2 separate regions of the Homo sapiens genome follow, and region 2 is linked to region 1. A link is a contact called in ENCODE Hi-C data. All regions are on one chromosome and are shown on one strand. Each heading gives the region's core, a stretch centred on a gene start or an enhancer-like site at or near the end of the contact. The rest is flanking DNA. Distances are from core to core; before and after follow the strand shown.

The links. Hi-C counts contacts between places; a loop is a spot of excess contacts on that map. Pooled maps may share reads with other maps.
Region 2: a loop to region 1 is called in a map of sigmoid colon, with 4 times the contacts of the local background. The contact joins the enhancer-like site here to the promoter of ZNF426 in region 1. A Hi-C loop is called at or near these places in 7 of 168 maps with a recorded cell type or tissue (CD4-positive, alpha-beta T cell, CD8-positive, alpha-beta T cell, ascending aorta and 3 more), 12 of 37 single-sample maps with no recorded cell type and 25 of 50 pooled maps.

The regions. Positions count from the first base shown.
Region 1 is chr19:9,537,035-9,542,532 of GRCh38, reverse strand. ZNF426 (zinc finger protein 426) reads left to right here and starts at 3,888. Exons shown (of 8, transcript NM_024106.3): 1 at 3,888-3,958; 2 at 4,188-4,274. ZNF426-DT (ZNF426 divergent transcript) reads right to left here and starts at 3,867. Exons shown (of 2, transcript NR_134921.1): 1 at 3,535-3,867; 2 at 2,803-3,127. RefSeq lists enhancers at 1,667-2,866, 3,521-3,590, 3,791-3,840, 3,847-4,582.
Region 2 is chr19:9,794,181-9,799,678 of GRCh38, reverse strand. The region is part of intron 2 of LOC124904635 (a long non-coding RNA gene); the gene reads right to left. Among named protein-coding and RNA genes, the nearest start is that of FBXL12, 22 kb to the left of the region's middle. RefSeq lists a silencer at 3,217-3,406. Within about 2 kb of position 3,343, at least 3 of the 41 ENCODE cell types and tissues checked have a DNase peak (open chromatin) inside an H3K27ac peak, as active enhancers do; they include CD8-positive, alpha-beta T cell and sigmoid colon, where a contact is called at or near this core.

The DNA of each region.
Region 1 (5,498 bases), core at 2,639-5,138:
GTGGCCAGATTTCCAGCACTTAAAGCAAGAACCTGAGGGAGGAGGTCCTGGAGGAACACCTGGCCTCTGTGGTTTAGGCATTTTGAAGTTCTTATGTGCTGGAGATGTGGCTGGGGTTTATCTCACAGCAGAGGCAAGTAATTGCAACTCAGAAATACAACGCCACTTGGCTGCCTCTTCTCTATTATTGTACACCTTCAAGGTGAGGTTAATTAAGTCCTGTTGTGGGGGTTGAGGGTCAGAATCTAATTTTTGGAGCTTTTTCTAGTCTTGGGAGCAGATTGGGTAATAAAATGCATATTGAGAATAAAATGCATATTGAGAATAAGATGGCCTTCTGGCCTCTCTGGTTCTAGGGTGGTAAACTGTCTAAGGGTTGTTGCCAAACAGGCCATGAACTGGGCCGGGTTTTTATACTTGATGAAAAAGAGCCTAAATGCTAACTGACTTGGGAGAGGTTGGATGAAGAAAAAGGAGCATTAACCTCGACTATGCCTTCAGCTCCAGCCACTTCTCTAAGAGGATATTGTTGGGCAGGTGGGGGAGGGCTAGTCATGGAATGAAACTGTAAGCTGGACCGGGTGTGAGAAGGGGAGGTGATAGAAAGATCACAGGGTAGGGAGCAGAGGCTGAGGAAGAATTAGTGAGAGGTGACAGCGTGCTGGCAGTCCTCACAGCCCTCGCTCACTCTTGGCGCCTCCTCTGCCTGAGCTTCCACTTTGGCGGCACTTGAGGAGCCCTTCAGCCCACTGCTGCACTGTGGGAGCCCCTTTCTGGGCTGGCCAAGGCTGGAGCCAGCTCCCTCAGCTTGCAGGGAGGTGTGGAGGGAGAGGCGCGAGCGGGAACTGGGGCTGTGCATGGTGCTTGCGGGCCAGCTGGAGTTCCAGGTGGGCGTGGGCTTGGCGGCTGCACTCGAAGCAGCTGGCCGGCCCTGCTGGCCCCAGGCAATGAGGGGCTTAGCACCCAGGCCAGCAGCTGCACAGGGTGTACTGGGTCCCCTAGCAGTGCCAGCCCACTGGTGCTGCGCTTGATTTCTCGCCAGGCCTTAGCTGCCTTCCCACAGGGCAGGGCTCAAGACTGGCAGCCCGCCATGCCTGAGCCTCCCACCCCCTCCATGGGCTCCTGTGCAGCTCGAGCCTCCCTGATGAGAGCTCCCCCCTGCTCCATGGTGCCCAGTCCCATCAACCACCCAAGGGCTGAGGAGTGCGGGCACATGGCGCGGGACTGGCAGGCAGCTCCACCTGCAGCCCCAGTGCGGGATCCACTGGGTGAAGCCAGCTGGGCTCCTGAGTCTGGTGGGGATGTGGAGAACCTTTATGTCTAGCTCAGGGATTGTGGAAACACCAATTGGCACTCTGTATCTAGCTCAAGGTTTGTAAACACACCAATCAGCACCCTGTCAAAACAGACCACTCGGCTCTACCAATCAGCAGGATGTGGGTAGGGCCAGATAAGAGAATAAAAGCAGGCTACTGAGCCAGCAGTGGCAACCCCCTTGGGTCCCCTTCCACGCTGTGGAAGCTTTGTTCTTTTGCTCTTTGCAATAAATCTTGCTACTGCTTACTCTTTGGGTCCATGCTGCCTTTAAGAGCTGTAACACTCACCGCAAAGGTCTGTAGCTTCACTCCTGAGCCAGCGAGACCACAAACCCACCAGAAGGAAGAAACTCTGAACACATCCGAACATCAGAAGGAACAAACTCCAGACACGCCGCCTTTAAGAACTGTAACACTCACCGCGAGGGTCCACGGCTTCATTCTTGAAGTCAGTGAGACCAAGAACCCACCAATTCTGGATACGTTAGGACCTGGCTCAGCTTGGCGAGGAGCAGCCTGAGGGGGAGGGGAGAGGTCAGATGGGTCCATAGAAAAGGAGGATTCAAAGGACAAGAAAGAAACAAGAAAGATTTGGGATGAGTCACATTGGGAGCAAAGACTAGGGACGGACCAATGTGTAAAGAATGCCTGGATGTCAGGCATCTCAGACCATTTGCCCATTTTATGACAAAAATTATCTAGATCTTGTAGGATGGAGAAATCAAAAGTGCCATTTTCTGGCCATTTAGAACCATTGTCAAGTTTGTACTGGGGCCAAGTGGTGTTGCAGAAGAAAATAAGGTATTTAGGTTTTAGGTCAGGTGTGAGTTGAATAGGTTTTAAGTTCTTGAGAACACAGGCTAAGGGAGAAGAACAGGGAATGGAGGGCAGAAGATTGCCCATAGTGAAGGAGGTAAGTTTAAAGAGAAAGGTAGAGACATGGAGAAGGCAGTGGAGTGGGGTGGGGGTGAGCAGCCCTGGGCTGTAATGTGGGTAAGCAGCCAAAGCAGGCAGCCCTGCAATTGACTTGCCACCAAGGGAATGTGGGTGAATGATCAAGGCAGGCATCCCCACAGTGATCAGACACCAATGGAATGTAGGTGAATAATCAGGCAGGTATCCCTACAGTGATTAGCCACCAAGGAAAGACTGTCTTCCTGAGTCCGTGACTGGAGCTGGAGTTTTGGGTCCACAGATAAAATGTGTCTCCTTTGTCTCTACTGGAGAGGAAAAAGAACTGGAATTGGAAGGACAGAGAGATGGAAGGGTAGTGAGAGAGGCTGGAGAAGAGAGTGAAGAGACTGCTTACCCAATTTGAAATTGGTGAGATGTTCCTTGGGCTAGTCTGAGGACCCGAGGTAGTAGGTGGAGCTCCTCACGGAGTGAGGGTGAGGACGGGGCCAGTCTCCCAAGGGAGTCCCCCTGTCCCAGGTTTCGGAACCAAATGTTACACACATCCATGTGAAGAGACCACCAATAGGCTTTGTGTTAGCAACAAGGCTGTTTATTCACTTGGGTGCAAGTGGGCTGAGTCCGAGAAAGGGGTCAGCAAAGGGAGATAGGGGTGGGGCAGTTTTATAGGATTTGGGTAGGTAGTGGAAAGTTAAAGGTGGTTATCTTTTGCTGGCAGGGCCGGGGGTCACAAGGTGCTCGGTGGGGAACTCCTGAGACTCGTCCAGAAGAAGAATGTCACAAGGTCAAGAGATCAGTTGGGGTGGGGCAGCAACAAATCACAATGGTGGAACGTCATCAGTTAAGGCAGGAACTGGCTGTTTCACTTCTTTTGTGGTTCTTCAGTTGCTCCAGGCCATCTGGATGTATACGTGCAGGTGACAGGGTTTATGATGATTTAACTTGGGCTCAGAGGCCTGACAAGTAGTTCAAGACCAGCCTGGCCAGCATGGCAAAACCCTGCCTCTACTAAAAATACAAAAATTAGCAGGGTGTGGCAGCATGCACCTGTAATTCCAGCTACTTGGGAGGATGAGGCAGGAGAATCGCTTGAACCTGGGAGGTGGAGGTTGCAGTGAGCTGAGATGGCTCCACTGAACTCCAGCCTTGGTGACAGAGTGAGATTTTGTCTCAAAAAAAAAGAAAAGATGTTTTAAAGCAAGGCAGAAAACCTAGAAATTATTTTTAAAAACAATTCTTTTAGCTGCATAGAAAATGTTTTTTACATCAAATGTTGAAATAGTAACAGAGCAAAAGACGTAGTTACCTATTTTCTACATGCATAACACATTGGCTCCTTCCCCTATGGCCGCCCTGCTGCGGCCTCGCCCACAGGCCTGGCTATAACTTCAACCTTTTCCTCTGGGCCTGGACCCACATTCCTCCCCGCCCCCTGCCCGTAGCCCTGCCCACAGGCTTGGCTCTAACCTCGACCTTGCCTTCTGGACCCATTTCTGCCTGCAGCCCCCACGCTGAGCCCACCCCAAGGTCCTCCGCAGCCAAGCAGATGGAAAGTAGAATTTTTCTGCCTCGAGGAGGTATTACACGGCAGAAACCCTAGTCCCGAAACCCCGCCTGGCCCGAGGCGGAGAGCGTAAATGACGTCAGCGGTGCGCCGTTCCTTTTGTGACGCCGGCTGTGAGCGCCTGAGAGTCTTTTTGCCTTTCAGAGTTAAGGCCTCACTGGCCTGGGTGAGTTCCGAGGAGATGAACTGGTTTTGGGGTGAAGGACGGGTTTGGCCCGGACGTTAGAGAGGCCTGGCCCGCTCTGCTCGTGTCTGCTGGGCCCGCTAGCGTCCGCTCGGACCGTCGCTCCTCGGGAGGAGTCGGGTTTATAGTTACGGTGTCCGCAGGGTGTTTTCATCTGTGCGCCCCTCTCCAAAGGCCTCCAAAGCAGCGTTTGTGAATTTTTTTCCGGCAGGAAAATAATTGCTGCCTTTTGCATCCGCGTTGGCTCCGTCCCCAGGATCTTCCCGGTTCAGGGACCTGGCGATTTCTGAGTGTTCCGGTGAGCACTGGGTGAAAGTTGGTTCTAGGGGGCCTTTTCTGTCTTCTCTTATGCAAACGAATGTTTCATCTGTAAGTTTGGTTTCGTCTTATTGTGTTGTGTTTTATTTTTGACCATTACTTTCATGGCGAAAGATAAAGATGCTTTTTAGGTTTATAGGGTGTGCGTATTTGTGTATGTGAATATAAACGTTTGTAGACCGCAAGTCTTTCTGCTAAAGAATACTAAGAATAATAATTCATTATCTTCGAATGGAGTTCCTAGGCCTGTACATCCCAAGAGAGCTTCTTAATCAGACCTCCAGAGGGAAAGGATGAAGGCTTTATTATTCTAGTATCACAATAATCAAATTTACAATGAACAGGATGGTTGGATTAAGGAGTTTGAAACCAGCCTGGCTAAGATGGTGAAACCCCGTCTCTACTAAAAATAGAAAAAAAATTAGCCGAGCGTGGTGGTGGGGTCTTGGAATCTCAGCTATTTGGGAGACTAAGGCAGGAGAATCACTTGAACCCAGGAGGCGGACGTTGCAGTGAGCTGAGATCGTGCCACTGCACTCCAGCCTGGGAGACAGAGTGAGCCTCCGTCTCAAAAGAAAAAAAAGAGAAACGAAGGATGTGTGCATTTTAAGCTACATTGATTGTATATCAATGAAAAAAAAAAAAAGCTGGCTGGGTACAGTGGCTCACACCTGTGATCCCAGCACTTTGAGAGGCTGAGGCAGGAAGATCTCTTGAGCCCAGGAGTTTAAGACCAGCCTGGGCAACATAGCAAGACTCCATCTCTCCAAAAAAAAAAAAAAAAAAAGAGTTAAATATTCTATACAGATGCCACCAAACTGAATATTTGTGGGCCTAGTCAGCCCTAGGACCCCTAGTTTGAGACCCCTGGGAGTAGGTGTGATCTATACCAGGAGTCCAGAACTGTGGTTTTTGTGACTTTAGGGTTTTAGTCTTATTGGTAGAAGGAGGCCTATAGAGTTTTTGTGAATTTGGTTCATGGATAATGAACTGCGGAACTTTCACTGTTTATCATCATTTGACTCCCATTCTGTAGGTGATTGTTTGAGCCACTGTTTCATGTTTGATTAATTAATGATTGTCATTATTATTATTATTATTTTTTTTTTGAGACAGAGTCTTGCTCTGTCACCTAGGCTGGAGTGCAGTGGTGTGATCTCAGCTCCCTGCAACTTCCATTTCCCAGGATCAAGCGATTCTCCTG
Region 2 (5,498 bases), core at 2,094-4,593, 260 kb before region 1:
AATTGCTTGAACTCACGAGGGTTCAAGTTGCAGTGATCTGAGATCGTGCCACTGCACTCCAGTCTGGGCAACAGAGCAAGGGGCCAGCAAAAAAAAAAAAAAAAAAAAAAAAAAGCCTTTTCCAAGCTGGGATGGGGATGGAACAACAGTTTGACAGATGAGAAAACTGGGACTCAGAGTCATCTACACACAGTATTTCCACTTCATCTCCAGGAAATGACTGAAGGAATTTAGGGGATGTCTGTCAATTTCTGAGGAAAGACAGAACAGCAAGTGCAAGGGCCCTGAGGCAGGAAGGCAGGACAATGCTTCTGTAACAGCAGAAGCCCTGTGTCTGAAATGGTTTAAGTGAGTTGGGTAGGATGGAGACTAGCAGGAAGGAAGTCAATTATCAGTCAGATCATATGGGGCCATGAGAACAACTAAACATTTTGGGTTTTACTATGAGTGCAATGCAAAGTCATAGAAGGGTCTGAGCTACTGGAGCAATATTATCTGATATATATTTTAAGAATATCTGTCTGTCATTTGTACAACTCTTGGGAATCAAAGGTAGAATCAGGGAGCGTAATTGGAAAGTTAAGGCAATAATCCCGATGAGAAGAAAGTGGTTTGGAAAGTTGGTAGCAGGGGAGAACAGAGGGGTTGTGGCATGGTCTGAGGCTAAAGTGAAGGTAGATCCAAGAGCTATCTGCTGATGGATTTTCTTTCTTTTTTTTTCCTTTTTTTTAGAGACAGTCTCACTCTGTCACCCAGACTGGTGTGCAATGGCACAATCATAGCTCACCGCAGCATGGAACTCCTGGACTCAGGTGATTCTTCCACCTCAGCCTCCTCAGTAGCTGGGACTACAGGCGCCCACCACCACAGTCAGCTATTTTTTTTTCTTTTTGTAGAGATGGGATGTCACTATGTTGCCCAAGCTTGGCTCTAACTCCTGGCCTCAATCGATCCTCCTGCCGTGGGCTCCCAAAGTGTGGGATTATAGGCATGAGTTACCAAGCTTGTAACCGCCTAACTGCCTAGAGCTGATTTACCAATACAGGAAATTGCAATAAAGAAAGAGTTTCATTCATGCAGAGCCAGCTAGCCGTACAGGAGACCAAAATTTTACTATTATTCAGATCAGTCTCCCTGAAAACTCTGGGATCAGGGGGTTTGTTTGTTTGTTTTGAGACAGAGTTTCGCTCTTGTCACCCAAGCTAGAGTGTAATGGCGCCACCTCAGCTCACTGTAACCTCTTCCTCCTGGGTTTAAGAGATTCTCCTGCCTCAGCCTCCCGAGTAGCTGGGATTACAGGTGGCCGCCACCACGCCTGGCTAATTTTTCTATTTGTTTTTTTTAGTAGAGACGGGGTTTCACCATGTTGGCCAGGCTGGTCTTGAACTCCTGACCTCAGGTGATCCACCTGCCTTGGCCTCCCAATGTGCTGGGATTACAGGCGTGATCCACCGCACCTGGCCTGAGATCGTGGTTTTTAAGGATAATTTGAGATAATTTTAAGGATAATAGGGGGTCTGAAAGTGGGAAGTGCTGATTGGTTGAGTCTGAGATGAAATCACAGGGAGTGGAACCTGTCCTGTTGCTCTGAGTCAGTTCCTGGGTGGGAACCACAAGACCAGATGAGCCGGTTTATCCATCTAGGTGGCCTCAACTTGTGCACTGAAACACAGGGTCTGCAAAATATCTCAAGCACTGATTCTAGGTTTTACGATAGTGATTTTATCCCCAGGAGCAATTTGGGGAGGTCCAGAATATTGCACCCACCAGCTGCATGACTCCTAAACCATAATTCCTTATCTGTGGCTAATGTGTTAGTCCTGCAAAGGCAGTCTAGTCTCCAGGGAAAAGGAGGTTTGTTTTGGGAAAGCATTATTGTTGTTTTTGTTTCAAAGTTAAACTATAAACTAAGTTCATCCCAAACTTAGTTTGGCCTATGTCCAGGAATGAACAAGGACAGTGTGGAGGTTAGAAGCAAGATGCAGTTAGTTTGGTCAGATCTCTTTCCCTGTAATCAGTTTCTCAGTTATAATTTTTGCAAAGGTGGTTTCAAGCCCAGTACCCAGGGCTCGTAAGAAAGACATTCAGCTAGGCGCGGTGGCTCACGCCTGTAATCCCAGCACTTTGGGAGACCGAGGCGGGTGGATCACGAGGTGAGCAGATCGAGACCATCCTGGCTAACACAGTGAAACCCCGTCTCTACTAAAAACAAAACACAAAAGATTAGCTGGGCGTGGTGGCAGGTGCATGTAGTCCCAGCTACTCGGGAGGCTCAGGCAGGAGAATCGCTTGAACCTGGGAGGCGGAGGTTGCAGTGAGCCGATATCGCGCCACTGCACTCCAGCCTGGGTGACAGAGTGAGACTCCGTCTCAAAAAAAAAAAAAAAAAGACATTCAGGTCGTGCGCGGTGGCTCACCCCTGTAATCCCAGCACTTTGGGAGGCTGAGACGGGCAGATCACATGAGGTCAGGAGTTTGAGACCAGCCTGGCCAACATGGTGAAACTCCATCTCTACTAAAAATAAAAAATTAGCCAGGTGTGGTGGCATGCACCTGTAATCCCAGCTACTCGGGAGGCTGAGGAAGGAGAATCACTTGAACCCGGAGGTGGAGGTTGCAGTGAGCCGAGATCGCGCCACTGCACTCCAGCCTGGGCAACAGAGTGAGACTCAGCTTCAAAAAAAAAAAAAAAAAAAAGAAAGAAAAAAGAAAGACATTCAATTAAGCTTCTTCCTTTTCCCACAGACTCTAGAGTTTAACGTCTTCAGTGGGAATCAGCATGGACGTTCAGAACAGTCCCTCCTTAAACACAAAGACATTTCCTACCTCATACCTCATAATCACATGATAGAAGGGGTGAGAAAGTCTCCACGGCCAATCCCATACAGGGGTGTTCAAGAATACAGTTATGGGTTGTTAGTTTTTGTTTCTGGTTGGGCCTGCAAAGCCTCTTCCTCATCCCTCTTTTCCACTTATCACTAGAAACAGAAACTAAAAACCATGGCTTCAGGCTGCTACAAGTCTAAAACAAAACAAAACAAGACAACAACAACAAAATAAGGCGACTTGGACAAACTTGCTAGTAAATCCATTAACGAAGGCCCCGCCCTCATGATCTAATCACCTCCCTAAGGCCTCATATCCTAATTTCATCACTTCTGCGGTTAGGATTTAAGCATTTGGCTTTGCGGAGTGGTGGTGTGGAGGCAGGACACACACAACATACAACCTTCAGACCATAGTGAGGTAGGAGACTGGGTAGGACTTACTTTGTTTCCTGGTCCCAACAGGATAAAGTGAAGAAGCCACCGGGAACCAGCAGATGGCACCAAAAGCCATCTCTAGTTGCTCTCCTTGCTTGTTAGGGTAAGACACTCCTACCAGAGCCATGACAGTTGATAAGTACCATGGCAACAACATGAAAGTTACCATTCACTTCCACAACAATCACCTGGAAGTTATAGCCTCCTTTCTAGAAAGTTCTGCATGGCACACCCCTTAATTTGCATGTAATTAAAAGTGAGTATAACTATAGCTAGCCAACAGCACAAAATGCTGATTCTGGGCACACTGCATAGGTTTTAGCTGTACTCTGGAAAAAGCAACTCTGAGTGAATGAAAGATCCTTGTGTAGCACCACCAGTTGAATTCTTTCCTGGGTGAATCCCCAATGATGGCACTTACCTGCATCAGTAGCACACTTCTATTTCCTTAGGCACCTGCTTATAAGCTAAAACTGCCTGCTTGCCAAAAGGATATAAGAATTTTTATTTTTCATTTGGATAAAGGCAATTAGTTAACACAAATGGCCACCCCAATTACCAAACTTAGGATGAACTTCAACAACATTGTTAACACAGTCATTGTGTTGTGAATTCTTTTTTTTTTTTTTTTTTTTTTTTTTTTTGAGACAGAGTCTTGCTCTGTTGCCCAGGCTGGAGTGCACTGGCGAGATCTCGGCTCACTGCAACCTCCACCTCCTGGGTTCAAGCGATTCTCCTGCCTTAGTCTCCCAAGTAGCTGGGACTCAACACACCCAGCTAATTCTTTTGTATTTTTAATAGACACAGGGTTTCACCATGTAGCCAGGCTGGTCCTGACCTCCTGAATTCAGGTGATCCATCCACCTCAGCCTCCCAAAGTGCTGGGATTACAGGCATGAAAACCAGCACACCTGGCCCACCTGTGCACTGTTAGTGAGACTATAAAACGGTGCAGCAGCTATGAAAACCAGTATGGCAGTGGTTCAAAAAATTAAAATTGGTATTATCACATGGTCTAGCAATCCCACTTCTGGGTATATATCTAAAAGAATGGAAAACAGGCTCTCAAAAAGATATTTGACCACCCACGTTTATAGCAGCATTATTCATAATGGCCAAGAACACACCTCATTCATAAGGGTGTATTTTGGGGCTTTCTATTCTATTTATTGGTTTAATTTATTTACCACTACACCAATATTACTGTCTTTTTTTTTGCGACGGAGTCTCGCTCTGTCGCCCAGGCTGGAGTGCAGTGGCACGATCTCTGCTCACTGCAAGCTCCACCTCCCGGGTTCATGCCATTCTCCTGCCTCAGCCTCCTGAGTAGCTGGGACCACAGGTGCCTGCCACCACGCCCGGCTATTTTTTGTATTTTTAGTAGAGACGGGGTTTCACCGTGTCAGCCAGGATGGTCTCGATCTCCTGACCTGGTGAACCGCCCGCCTCGGCCTCCCAAAGTGTTGGGATTACAGGCGTAAGCCACCGTGCCCGACCCTGTCTTTCTATTTCTTAATGTCTGTAGGGTAAGTGCCAACAGTTCTTCAGGAGTATTTTGTACCTCCACATACATACATTTTATTATAAGTAGATCAGGTTCCTCATCAAACATGTTATTTTGACTGAAAACTTGTTAACTTTCTATATTAAGTAAGAAGAATTCAAGTCTTTATATTGAAACTTCTAATCCATCAACAAGGAAGGTCTATCCATTGATCTAGGTCATCTTTGATTTCTTTCAATAGTAGTTTACAAATTTCTCGGAAGAGATATTGCATACTTTTTTGTTGTATTTATTTCTACTTATTTTATTGCTGTTGTAATATTGCTGTTAAAAGAGACAAGTCGGCCGGGTGCGGTGCCTCACGCCTGTAATCCCAGCACTTTGGGATGCCGAGGCCAGCGGAATACCTGAGGTCAGGAGTTCCAGACCGGCCTTGCCAACGTGGCGAAGCCCCGTCTCTACTAAAAACATACAAAAATTAGCTGGGCGTGGTGGCATGCGCCTGTAATCCCAGCTACTCAGGGGCCTGAGGCAGGAGAATCGCTTGAACCAGGGAGGTGGAGGTTGCAGCAAGCCAAGATCAAGCCACTGCATTCCAGCCTGGGCGACAGAGCAAGACTCCGTCAAAAAAAAAAAAAAAAAAAAAAAAAGAGAGAGACAAGACAATTATCTTTGCATATTGAGTTTTTAGCCACTATTCTTGCTAACCCGCACATTATGTGTAACAATTT